2 separate regions of the Homo sapiens genome follow, and region 2 is linked to region 1. Evidence: chromatin contacts called from ENCODE Hi-C data. All regions are on one chromosome and are shown on one strand. Each heading gives the region's core, a stretch centred on a gene start or an enhancer-like site at or near the end of the contact. The rest is flanking DNA. Distances are from core to core; before and after follow the strand shown. Region 1 overlaps MAN2A1 (mannosidase alpha class 2A member 1). Region 2 holds the start of NREP (neuronal regeneration related protein).

Region 1 (6,654 bases), core at 3,060-5,559:
TGAAGCAAACAGACAGTCTGCAGTGTCAACTGAGAGGGATAATTGTGAGGGCAGAAGATGTGAGCCAGCACCTTGGCTGAAATTGCTTTGTGAACTTTTCGGACCATCCTCCACAGACTCACTCAAATTGATGACTGAGTCTCTAATATTTGAGATGATCTCATTATTCTCAGCTAGCAAACGCTCCAAATGGTCTATTTTTTCTTGCAACATTGAGAGCTGGCCCTACAATAAAAAAGAAAAAGGCAGCTATATGAAATACTAATATAGATCTGCTGAGGCATACACATTTTTTTTTTTAAATTATGTGGTTGCCTACGAGGGCAGCCACTCACCCTTCACTTTCCACTTTTATAAGTGGGATCGCAGAAAGCATGAACAGCTGGCAGGGTTGAAACACCAATTTACAGCAGAAAATCTTCTCCGCGGCTGCAATCTTTGCTTAATCATATTTTAAGACGTGCAACAGAAAGACCAAAAATATTTTGGGAAATATTTCTGTTCCCCCCAAACTCAGTCCTAAAATATCTTTGGGTCCCTGGAATCACTGTACAACAGCATATTATATTCAGGTATGAAATTTTTAATTTAAGTATAATTGACTGGAGTTACTCACAAGGGTCAAAAAAGTATGAACTTGAAAAAGATCATTCCATCTCAATCCCTTAACACTAGTGGATAATCCTAAATAAGAAATATCATCTATGGAAAAATCAATTAGTCAATTCAGCCATAAGCATGAACATCTCCCAAGTAACCATACCCGAAGTCATTCAGTCTGCTTTTGCTATACTGTGTGTCTTAAATTTTTTTCATTGATCCTCACATTAAGAGGGTTGCCATCTCTGTAACATAAACCTCGTTATACAAAATAATACCTCACCTTATGAGAGCAGGGACAATCTTTACCTTGTTCACCCCTATATCCTGGGTTCCAAGTACATAGAAGGTACTCATTTATTTGTCAAATGGCCCTCATATTTCTGAAACTCAACAATAATTCTTTAGTGAATGGCCACTGTGTCAGGCATGTATGCTAGGAAGACATGCATAAGATACGGGCCCCTGTCTTTGAACACACAAGGTGATGTTATAACTAGCAAAAGCCTCAAAAAACCCACATTAAGGTTTTAAAAAACTACATGCATGGTGAACAAACAACTCTGGATACTCATTACCAGGAAATAACAGGAAAGCAGAAAGGAAAGAAGGAAGAAGAGAAAAGAGAAAAGGATAGAAAATATCCAAACGCCCAAAAGTAGGGGACTGGTCAAACGATAGATTCATTATCATGGAAGGGATGTCAGCCACTGAAAATTTAGAAATATAAATTGTTTTAAAATAGAAATGTAAGGAAAGGTATTTTCAGAAGATAAAGTAAGGAAAGGTATTTTCAGAAGTGGTGAAAAGGCAGTTTAAAAATAGTATGTATGACATGATATGCTTTAGGAAAAAATATGAAAGACCATATAACACACAAGATATAAGGTTTATACTCACAGGTTATTGGTCAGTTCAACAAGGGGAAAGGGAGAAGTTAAGAGACTGAGATCTACCAAGAAAAGGCCAATCATTTGAGCAAACTATGCCAGAATTGGCAGAAGTCCGAAGAGACTGCAACAGATTTTGGAATTAAAAAAAAAAAAAAAGTAGCCAAAATTAGCAGCAAATCACTGGGGGTGGCAGTGGTTGGGGGCAATACAACACTAGGGGTGAATATCTACAGCCTGATGCTAGAGAAGAAAGGAGCACAAGACAGCCATGTACCTTCTCAGACCTGAAAGATGCTCTCACAGGCCTCTCTACTTAGAAGCACATAACAGAAAGAGCCCCTCTACACATTAAAACTATAGTCCTTTAAAGGCAATTGTCATCTCTAAGATGGGGTGGGGTGATAAGTCACCACAAGATAGAACTCTAAAGCCTGTTTATCAGCATACACAGAGACAAGAAAAAGTTTTAGCACAGGTCCCATCCTGAAAGACAAGCCCCACTGCACCAGTGAAAGGCAAGAGAGGGAGCACACATCACTTTACAACTGGAAATGGCAAAGCAAAGGAAATGGGAGATGAGTGCAACACTAGTTCAGGGCTCAAATAGAGAAGCTAGTTGAACCATGTAGATTCCAGATCCTCAGAGCTGTCGAGTAGTATCGTCCTATAAACCTTTACACCCTTCTTTGTAAGTGCACATCAACATTGGTTACAAGTGATTCTCCATGAAAAGACGAAAGGGGATCCCTTGGCATAACCCAAAGTTCAACCCAAAGAAGCTAAAAATATTTGAGTCAGGTACAGTTGATGAATCTGTATATATTTTCCTAAATACATATGCTATCAAAGGCTGTCTGAAATAGGGGAAATGCTTTTCTTCACTTATCACAACACCACAGACTGCAGCTTTTGAAATCCCTTCTGATAGATTCTGTTGAATAATTCCAATACTGAAGATACAAATTTACCACAGCAGGTAATGGTAAATCAAGTTACTCTTATTACAAGCAGTATTAGAACATGTTGATTCATCTCGCCAGCAGTACAGCTACACATCTTCATAAAATAAAACATTACCTTAATCTAAAATGCCATCACCACAGAGCTTTTAAAGATACCACATTTTGTCCGGGCACGGTGGCTCATGCCTGTAATCCCAGCACTTTGGTAGGCTGAGATGGGTGGATCACCTGGTCAGGAGCTCCAGACCAGCCTGGCCAACATGGTGAAACCCCATCTCTACTAAAAATACAAAAATTAGCGGCTGAGCGCGGTGGCTCACGCCTGTAATCCCAGCACTTTGGGAGTCCGAAGCGGGCGGATCACCTGAGTTCGGGAGTTTGAGACTAGCCTAGCCAACATGGAGAAACCCCGTCTCTACTAAAAATACAAAATTAGCTGGACATGGTGGCAGGCGCCTATAATCCCAGCTACTTGGAAGGCTGAGGCAGGAGAGCCACTTGAACCCGGGAGGCGGAGGTTGTGGTGAGCCAAGATCGCACCATTGCACCCCAGGCTCGGCAACAAGAGCGAAACTTGGTCTCAAAAAAAAAAATAGGTAAATAATAAAAAAATAAAAATTAGCTGGGTGTGGTGGCATGCACCTGTAGTCCCAGATACTCGGAAGGCTGACGCAGAAGAATTGCTTGAACCTGGGAAGCAGAGGTTGCAGTGAACCAAGATCGCATCACTGCACTCCAACATAGGCGATAAAGCGAGACTCCGTCTCAAAAAAAAAAAAATACCACATTTTATCTTATACTTACAATATTATAATACTACAAACTTAATACATGAGTGCCCACATTTCTCCAGATCTTTCTGTACTTTGAGGAAAAGATCATTTTAGAGCCATATACACAGCAAAACTGCCTATAGCTCAACAAGTACACACTGAATAAGAAGACAACCCTTCCTGGGAATATTTTTATTATGGCTTTGGTCCCATAATCCATGGATAAGAGTATTATTCAAAATAAACATTAGCTAGAGGAGTTAGTTCATGAAAAAAGGATCCTACAGCCATTAAAGATGACTTTCAATCTCATTTAGCTTTAAAGATATCATTAATGATCAGTACCTGGAATTCTGTACTGAATTAAGTACATGGAGAAAATTATGGCCTAGGGATATATGCACACAATGGTCTAAAGAACATCATTTTTAAAATTATATTATGCGGTGGAATAAAGTCTCCCTCCAAACAGGTGAAATTCTTGAAATGAACACCCTCATAAGCAAATTCTGTACATGTGACAGAGAAGAGTGGAATGACCTTAAAAGGATGCACTTGTAGTCTGCATTAAAGAAACAGAAATCATAGATAATGCTTCAATTATGCTGAGAAGTCAAAGAATACTTATAGTAACATTGAAAAAGACAATTTTCTGTAGGGCAAGAAAATCACTTATGAGAAAACTACTTTATTCTTTGATTTGCTAATCAGTTCTACAGGGAGGCCACAGCATTGCACCGCTCAGGAGTGGGGAAGGAGGTCATGATATTTGATTTACTCCGCTTTTAGTGAAAGAGAAAAACCAAGCAAAAAATCACATATCAAATACCTTTGAGAGAACAAATTTAGAGTCTACCACAAGGTAGAACAGGCTCAGTTACCACTCAGTCCTATGAACAAAATCAATCAATGTGTATCTACAGCTAAATCCGTAAATTTATTACATAATTATTTGCCTCAAATAGGACACTACCCGCTGGTATTGGCCTCACTGTGATCCTTCCAGCATGGCTGAATCTGTGTATCTTCTCCTGCCTTCCTGGAAAACTGTGTGCCTTTCCTTCTCCCTGCTTCAAAGGCCAACCCTCTGCCGAGCAACAATCCCATTTATCTCAACTGCTCCAAGGCTTTGTTCTTTGCCCTTTTGATTAAACCCTCTCAATATTGCTCAATCAAGTTCCACTTCTAAAAGCAACTCATTCTCAGTAATGTAACATGTTCTATTAGATCAAACTATACGAAAATGCCATTCTCATAGGTAAAACATAGTCAAATATCACCAATTTCGTAAGGTTGAACTTAATATTTATTATATGCTATATACATCTAAAAAAGTCAAACTCTGTGCTTCCACCCTCCTGTGCTTAACCCCATGTGATGGTTAATTTGGGGTTCAACTTGACTAGATTAATGAATATCCAGATAGCTGGTCAAACACTGATTATTCTTCAGGGCTTCAGTAGGCACTGGGCCCATCCTTTATCTACTCAAAGTGAAACCCAGGTGGTTTAGCAATTGATTAGAATTATTGAGCTGCCCCAGGTGTATCTGTGAGAGTGTTTCCAGAGGAGACGGTGTGTGAGTGGACTAAGTGGAGAAGATGTGCCCTAAATGTGGTAGTCACCATCCAATCAACTGGGAGCCCAGATGGAATTAAAAGGCAGAGAAAGGGCAAATTCTCATCCTCTCTAAGAGCCTGGCCGCTTTTCCTCTCCTGCCATTGGATGTCAGAACTCCAGGTTCTCCAGCCTTTAGACTCCAGACTCACACCAGTGGTCCCTGGGCTCTTGCACCTTCCACCTTGGACTGAGCTCCACTATTGGCTTCTCTGGTTCTAAGGCCTTCAGACTTAGACTAAGTCCTGCTACCAGCTTCTCTGGTTCTCCAGCATGCAGATGCAGATGGCCAATAGTGGAACTTCTCAGTCTCCATAATCAAATAAGCCAATTCTCCTAATAACTCCCTTCTCATGTGTGTGTGTGTGTGTGTGTGTGTGTGTGTGTGTGTCCTATCAGTTCTGTCTTTCTGGAGAACCCTGAATAAAACATCTTACATTCCCATTCCCCTCCAGGGCCCCACCCACTTCATGTACCGGGATTATCAAAAGTTTCTCTCTACTCATTATCCCCCTTCCTTACAAACTCCCATTCATTCATCTGCCCATTACAATCAGCATCTGCTCACCACTCCACCAAAACTGACCTTGTAAAGTTCCCAGAGGCTCCCATGTTTCAAGCCTGATGAAAAGCACTCTGCCCTTACCTTATCCGTCATCTCAGGGAGTATTAGGCACAATGGAGCACTCCTTCCCTCTGGAAATGTTTTCTTTACTCATTCCCAATACAACATGCCCTAGGTTTTCCTCCTGCCAACTGTTTATCAGTCTCCTTTGCTGGCTCCTTCTCTCCCAAGCTCTAAATGTTAGAGCACCTCAAGGTTAGCTTCTTGAGCCTCTTACCTCTCTATACTCTCTTACATGATCTCATCCACTCCATGATTTAAATTCCATGATGTCTCCCATATTTGTATCTCCCGCTGAAACCTCACCCCTGAAAAACAGACCCATATATTCAAATACCTGCCTGATGCCTCAAATTGGCTTTCAAACTTAAGTCCAAAAATCATCCTCCTCAAAAAGACACCTACAGTCCTCAGATCTCCAGTAAAGGGCTTTAATCTCTACCTAGTTAGGCACCCTCAAAATCAAAACATTGTACACCACAGTCAGTAAGGACTGAATATCTCTTTCTCTCAACTTAGCTTCACCTTCATCTTATCTCCGTTCCAAGCCAGCTCCTCCCCACCCTACCCTAAAACCTTTGTACATGGTCTCTGTTTACATAATGCTTCAACTCTCATGCCAAACGTCACCTCTGCATAGCCTTCCCCAGCCAGTCTAAAACAGGCCTCCTCATGTTATGGTTTATCTCAATTTATTTCTTGTTTCCTCCACAGTGTTATTACAATTATCTATTTTATTCATGTATTGCTTCCCTCTTTTCCTCACTAAATGAATCCCTATATTGACAACAGGCACCATAGCTGTTTTACTCAATGTACTGTACCCTGATGCCTACCTACCTAGCACACAGCAGGACCTTAGGTATTTATTGGGAGAAAAAAAGGAAGGAAAGAAAGAAAAATGGCATGTAACATTTTTTTCTAAGTATTCAATGTTTTGGCATACAAACCCACACCAAAAATAATACAAATAAAAACAAAACACACCATTTTTGAAGAAAGAAAATCCAAAAGAAGTCTTCACTGCATCCCAAAAAGTAGGTAAGAATGGGAAGGAAAGAGCTAATTAATAGGGTGGTTTTCATGGGCTGTTTGGGAAATAACATAGAATGGGACCCACGTTGGCCACAGGATGACAACCATGACCTGGTGAATAGAATACAATATGTGGCTCCCTTTCTAGAG
Region 2 (6,654 bases), core at 2,659-5,158, 2.0 Mb before region 1:
ATAAACTGAGACTAAAAGGTTAAATGACTTATCCAAGGCCACATAGAGCTGGCTCTAACCACTTTTCTACTAACCTTTCACCTGGAACTCAGACTCATGGAACTGGTTACCCCAAGCAATGACATTGACCAAAAATTAATAAAGTTGCAGGAATATATAGATTTGAGATACATTTAGCTATAATCAGGAAATACTTGAGAATGACATATCTAAGGGAGAAGAAAAATCCTGTGTCTAAAGTACATCCTTTTCTACTGAGCAAATCCTGTGAGGGACTATTCTTTGGCATACTTGCCAGGGACAGAACCCAAGAATCAGGTTCTGACCCAGGGTTTTTATTTTCTTATACCATCTGGATGTCATCAGTCATCAGTCAAATTTCTTAGCTCATGATCTGCCCCTGCCTCTGCTCAGAAGGCCCCTTTCCTCCTTCAACTTGCTGACTCTTTCTCATTCTTCACAAATTCAGTTTAGGCCTCACCTCCCTTAGCAAACTTTCTTTGAACTGCTGGTCTGATTTAGAAAGGAGCCCTGGCATCCACAGTGAAACCTGTGCAAGAACTCTACAATCATCCTTATCACACTGCACCTTCACTTTGGCTTTGGCTGTCTCTTTACCCCTTCACCCCAGACGACAAATTCCATGAAGATAAGGACATCGCCTACTTCCCTTTCCTCCTCCCTACGAAAATCCTGATTTGGGTCAGGTCTCTGTCCCTCTTCAATGCAGTGCACATAACTCAAGGGAGGCTACCTCTTTCCACCTCAGGAGATGGATCTGATTGTTAGAGCTAGTGGTTCTCAATCAAGGATGAGTCTCCCTGACCCCTTGGAACATTTGGTAGTGTCTGGATACATATCTGGTTGTGACAACTGGCGTTTCCTACAGGCATCTGATGGGTAGAGGCCAGAGATGTTGTTAAACATTATACTATGCACAGGACAGCCTCACCCTCCATCCTCACCCCGTCAAAAAATTATCTTGTCCCAAATGTCAATATAACTGAAGGGTTGAGACATCTTAGCTGAAGTCAATCTTTGCGTGACTTTGCTTCCTGACTGGTAATGGCTTAGGGATAATTATGTGCCCTAAATGATCAATCAGAGTGAAGTGAAGGACTGATATTCTATGATTGAGAGAGAGATGATAAGGTTAGAAAGTCAGACTATAGTCACACTGTGGCAAAATATGGCCTTTATCCCGTAATGGAGCAGGGGATACCATGATTAAAAAGAAATTTTAGAAGAGTGGGTCTACTGTAACACCTACAGGATAGATGGAAGAGGGCAGAACATGGCAGCTAGGAGGACTGTGAGACAGCTATAGCTACAGTTTGAGTGAGGTGACATGGCATGAGTTTCTCATATATCCTTAAGTGATTAGCACAGCCCCCTTCACCTAGAGGAGACTCAAGAATGTTTCTTGGATAGTTGGATGATAACCGTTTTCTGGAACACAACAGATAAATAAGCTATGAATCTGACCCAGTGTTCTTAATACTTAAAAATCTGTCACCTGAATGTCTATCATTACAATGAAGAAAAATTGGCCAAGAGAGGTGGCTTGTGCCTGTAATCCCAGCACTTTGGGAGGCCGTAGTGAGGATTGCCTGAATCCAGGAGTTTGAGACCGGGCAACATGGTAACATGGTAAGTCTCCATTTCTTAAAAAAAAAAAAAGAAAGAAAGAAAGAAAGAAAAATTAACACTTCTCTGTGAAAGAACATCTTAGGGAAGTTTTACATAAACGTTAAAGTCCCTGTGTATGTATGTGTTTATATGTATGTTTCCTTGTAGAAGCAGCTTTTGAACAAATATCACTGGGATAGATTTTTGGTAGTCTGATTTGATGGTGCGCCCTTGGGGTCCTTTCCCAGCCTGACCCTGAGGTGAATGCCAAAGATCTCAATGTTGAGGTGCCCTTGAGCAGCGTGTTGGGGTTCCAGACTTGCAGATCAGCCCCCAGGCGTCTCCCCTCTCCCACCACCCAGCCTATGCCTTACACCTTCCTTCCAGTACTTCCCTGGCTGGTAAACTGGCCTGAAAGGGTCAAGGGAATTTGTTGAGTTTTATATTTCTTCCCTTTGTTCCTAGCTATGGCTGCCAAATCATCTTATTTTTGCAGGAAAATTACTGTGATGTTTTAGATTAATTCAGAGAAGCTTTCAGTGGGCTCCTTAAACATCATACCCAGTGCAGTCTAACAGGCATTTGTTGTGGCAATGGCTTTGTAGTTTTAAAGGTGACCTATAGTCCCAGCAACAAGCATACAGAGAACTCAGTGCATTCTTTTAGAATTGTGAGTGTAAAGTATTGCTTTTTAAGGTTTGCTATTGCTGTACCCAGTATGTTAAATCTAAAACATCAGACATTCTGTAAACACGTTTAAAAATTGAGTTTTGTAAATTTGCCTTATTTTCTTTGTTACAATGGAAAACATTGCTTTCAGTGATTAGGGGAAAAAGTGGATGGCAAATTTAGAAGACACTATGATCCTTTATATCTTTTTTTCTTGGAAAGGCAATTTAATTAGGAAATAATCTTCTCCTGTGACATCTGAGAGTTACCATAAAATGATATCCTGCTTTATTGGCAACAGAACCAGTTTATTTGAGTTTGTTGCAAAATTTTGAGCTATTACATTACTATGAAAAGATAGATTTTAAATAAGAACGACGAGTTTACAAAAATCAGAAATGGCAAAGCACTTTATTTTTTAAAGCAATCCTCGATTTTAAAAAGTACAATTTCAGACGGGCAGGCAGTGGGGGAGCGTATAGGGAAGGAGAAGGAAGCACCAGGGGAGTATGTCTTGGGCCGATCACGCCAGGCCGCAGCTCTGGCTGGTTGTGCGCGTGTGACTGTGTGCACGTGTGTGTGTGCACGCGCAGCCACAGGACCTCTGGGCCCGGCCTTCAGGGGCGCTCCCCGCCCCGGGCTTCCCCGCGGAAGGGAGTGGGGCGCGCGTACCCAGCTGAGGGGCAGGGTCCGACCCGAGGCCGTGTGCAAATGCATCCTTCGCGGACTCTTTGTGTGTCTGAGCGCGGCTCCGCGCCGCCGCAGGCACCATTTTCTGCTTCGCTCAGGACAGGCACATAAAAGGAAGGCGGCTGCCGCCCGTCGCCGTCCTCTTTTCCTCAGATGCCCTCTGCTGCAGGTTTATTATTACAGTACGGGCCGCGCCGCCTCTCCCCACGGCCCTGGCGGGCCGCCGGGCTGTGCAGCACCCTGGCCGCCTTCACGCTTGGCGCGCCCCCAAACCGCCTCCTCCACCTCCTTATTTGTCTGAAAAGCAACCGCACGTCGAGGCGGAGAGGCTGGCCGGGGGCGGGGAGGAAGGCCGGGGATTTGCGCGCGCCGTGCTCCCGGGGCGGGGCCGGGGCGCAGAGCTGCGGGTCCGCTTTGTCTCCCCGGGGCGCCGCGCGGTGCAGTGGGGACGGCGCGGCGAGCGGGGCGCCCGGGGCGCGGGTGCGGGGTGTCGGGGCGCGCGCGCCTGTTGGCCGCTCGCCGACGGGGCCCAGAGCCGCCGATTCCTGCCGAGTAAGCAGTCTGGCTCCTAGGCGGCTGCACAGTGGCAGCAAGGCTGGGGCGCTGGCTCCGCGCCAGCTCCATCAGAATTAGCTCATTGTTCACTAGCACCCTAGCGGGAGAGAGAGGGAAAGGGAGAGAGAGAGACTCTTAGAGAAAGAGAGAGACACACACACTCTTGGAGAGAGAGCGCGAGGCAGGGAGATGATCTCCTCCTCCTTTTTCCAAGGCTGCACTTCTTGGAAGTGAAGCCGGTTTGGGTTTTGTTTCCCTTCCCCCTCCTCCCTCCTCTTCCTCCACCCCTTTCCCCTCCCCCTCCCTCCCCCAATCCCCCCTCCCCCCCCAATCTGTCTTTCTAGCATGTTGCCCTTTTTCAACCACATTTGTGTTTCAGGTGTAGAGAGGAGAGAGAGTGAACAGGGAGCGGGGCTTTTGTCTGTAAGTATATGCCATTCCTATCCCCGGCTGGGAGCGCTGGTTTCTCTTTTGTGTCGATTCCTTGCCGTTGCTCTTAGCTGGACCCTTCAACCCTGCAGAGTTCATGCTTCTTCCCTCTAAATTTTAAAGAGCTGAAGCGTGTACCTTGGAGAAATTCTGGCATTTTGGTTGTGCTGCATTCAGGCTGGAATTTAACTTGGGTTTTTTCTAAAATGCACAAGTTCGGAGGGAGAAATGAATTCTTTTGGGAAGGGGTGGGGTTTTGTGCTTGTTGGTGTGGTTAATTTTGTTCTTCTTGCTCCTAAAGCCTTGTTAGAAACTGTTGTGTTTCTTTGCATTAAATGCACTTTGGTGCATGCAAGCTTTTCCTCCCTTTTTATAAAATGAATTTGTGTCCCTCCGCCCTTACACTTGATTACTCTTTCAATGCTGCTGCTTCCGAGGGTCTTCTTAGGCATTCGATCTTGCAGCACTTTTTTCTGCATTTTCTTATAAAGCAGTTGAACTTTGGCGGGGAGGGCCTTAAAAATAAATGACTGTTTTTTTCTTGGTGATTATAATAATCTGATGTGCATTTATGTGTATCTATAATAACATTATAGGAAAACTCTAAGAGCGAATGATACCCTTTTTGAGAACTTTTAGTTTCTCCATTCATCTTAATTTTTGTCATAACTGTGTTAACAAAAGAGCGGTCTTCTGATAATATAAAGGTTGAGGGTAAATCACTGCAGCAGTATGTACATTAATGTTTATTTGGTTTAGGGAGAAGGACAGAATGGTGTATATTCCTGACTCCCCCCACCCCCCCCGCCGTGTAGGGTTTTTTTTTTTTTTTTAAACACGGAAGGTTATGTAATGCAGTGCCATTTCCAAAAATATCCACTCTGAGGCATTACACTACACGGTGGAAGGCTGATTCCTATTCTGTCGTCTTGATTGCAAATATACTGCCAGTAGTATGTCTGGGAACAAAGAGCAGCCAGAAAACAATCTATTTTTATCACTTGGTTCTACTTTTAAGTTGCTAAACCTTTTGAACTCATGCAATTTAAAGATGAACCAAACACTAAGAATAGCCCAGGACTCTGCAAAGCCAAGTACCAGGGATTCCTTTGTCCCTTAGTTAAGCCTATAGGCCACTTGGAAAGCTCTTTCAGAAATCCCAGTAGTTAACAATAATTTGCATGTAACTTATCTTAACCACAGAAAATGGTTATTCGTCTGTAACCTCTAAAGAGGCATTTTTCGTTTGCTGACCTGTGGTGAGGCGATGTGTCTACTGTATTTAAACATATTTTGCAGGTTGGTCTCCCTGGACTGAAGAGAGGGAGAATAGAAGCCCAAGACTAAGATTCTCAAAATGGTAAGACTTGGTCATCAGAGGAGATTCTCAGTACTTCTTACCAGTCTGTTACATATAAATATCAACCACCCATCTTCATCCGCCTCAACCCTTCATTGTTCTACACCCCATCTGACCTTTAAAAGGTTCTATCTCCAGTTCCTGGGAGCGTTGCAGTACAGCAATTTATGTGAATTGGATGTGGCAAATTAGTTCTTTGACTTGCAATTATTTTGAATAGAAAACTAAAATTCCTCTTTCAGAAGTGAGGATTTATTTAATTTGAACAACAGAAACTATTCGGTTCTTTAAGAAGAGTGATGTGTTGTGACACGCATGGAGGTGGTGACAGCAGTAGGGCTCAAACAAAGCCTTGGGTCTTAGAGCTAGGCCGAAGTTACCCAAAACTGAGGAGTCTGTCCAGCTGATCAAACAGCTACTGTATATGCTATCCTTTAAAGCAATATAGATGAAAAGCATGAATTTTTATATTAATGTGCCCCATCTATTTAAATATAATTACTGTTATTTTTCTCGATTTATAATTTCATTTGTGAGAGACATGTACTCAATTTTAGAAGTCAAGCATGTTAACCTCTAAATAAAAGTATAACTATTTCTGACAAAGCTTATGATCCACAGAGAATGCAGTTTAATGTTTGATTACTGATTAAGGAAACAGAAGGAATACACATTAAAAGCAGCTGAATAAGTATATTAATCATCTATGAAAAATTTCCTCTTTGGAAATAAGATGAACTAAAAAAAATAATAGAAATATCATAAAACTTTTTAGTGAAGTACAGCGTGTCCTACTGCAGATGTTTATACTCTTTAAAACACCTCTTTGTCACTTAGAATGTGTGATTTCCAAATTTAGTTTTAGTTTTTTTCTTTGAAACGAGGGTGGAATTTAATGAATCAAAATTTAATCTGATATCTTTGATGTTTTCTTTGAGAACAACCCAAGTATAAGCTTCCAAGGAGAAAAATGAATCAGGCAGTTAAATGAGTTCAGTTTGATTTTTATTAACAAGTGTTTTATTTTTTATGTATGCGTCACTTGTCATTTCAACAAGTGGGTGTCAAAGCACCACATGGACCTTGTTTGAAAATGATCAAATTAAGGAACTTGAGGTAGAAAGACAAAAGAAGTGAACATAAAATTAAGCTAATCAATGGATTTTGTGCAAATGGTTCCCAACTTCATATTAAATTCTTAATTAGCTGTTGTCATAGAATAATAGGATGGTAATAAAATCAACTGCTGTAAAGTATTTGTGTTTACTTATTTTTTACTGTGACTGGCCACATCACCTTGCCTCCAAGCTCTTTATCTCAGA

What was found. Hi-C counts contacts between places; a loop is a spot of excess contacts on that map. Pooled maps may share reads with other maps.
Region 2: a loop to region 1 is called in a map of ascending aorta, with 5 times the contacts of the local background. The contact joins the promoter of NREP here to the enhancer-like site in region 1. A Hi-C loop is called at or near these places in 2 of 168 maps with a recorded cell type or tissue (ascending aorta and naive thymus-derived CD4-positive, alpha-beta T cell), 7 of 37 single-sample maps with no recorded cell type and 3 of 50 pooled maps.

Annotation. Positions count from the first base shown.
Region 1 is chr5:109,707,091-109,713,744 of GRCh38, reverse strand. MAN2A1 (mannosidase alpha class 2A member 1) reads right to left here. Exons shown (of 22, transcript NM_002372.4): 2 at 1-225. Among named protein-coding and RNA genes, the nearest start is that of MAN2A1-DT, 19 kb to the right of the region's middle. Within about 2 kb of position 4,309, at least 3 of the 41 ENCODE cell types and tissues checked have a DNase peak (open chromatin) inside an H3K27ac peak, as active enhancers do.
Region 2 is chr5:111,754,448-111,761,101 of GRCh38, reverse strand. NREP (neuronal regeneration related protein) reads left to right here and starts at 3,908. Exons shown (of 4, transcript NM_004772.4): 1 at 3,908-3,966; 2 at 5,272-5,332. The coding sequence starts at 5,330. RefSeq lists silencers at 2,778-3,137, 3,158-3,557 and an enhancer at 4,151-4,708.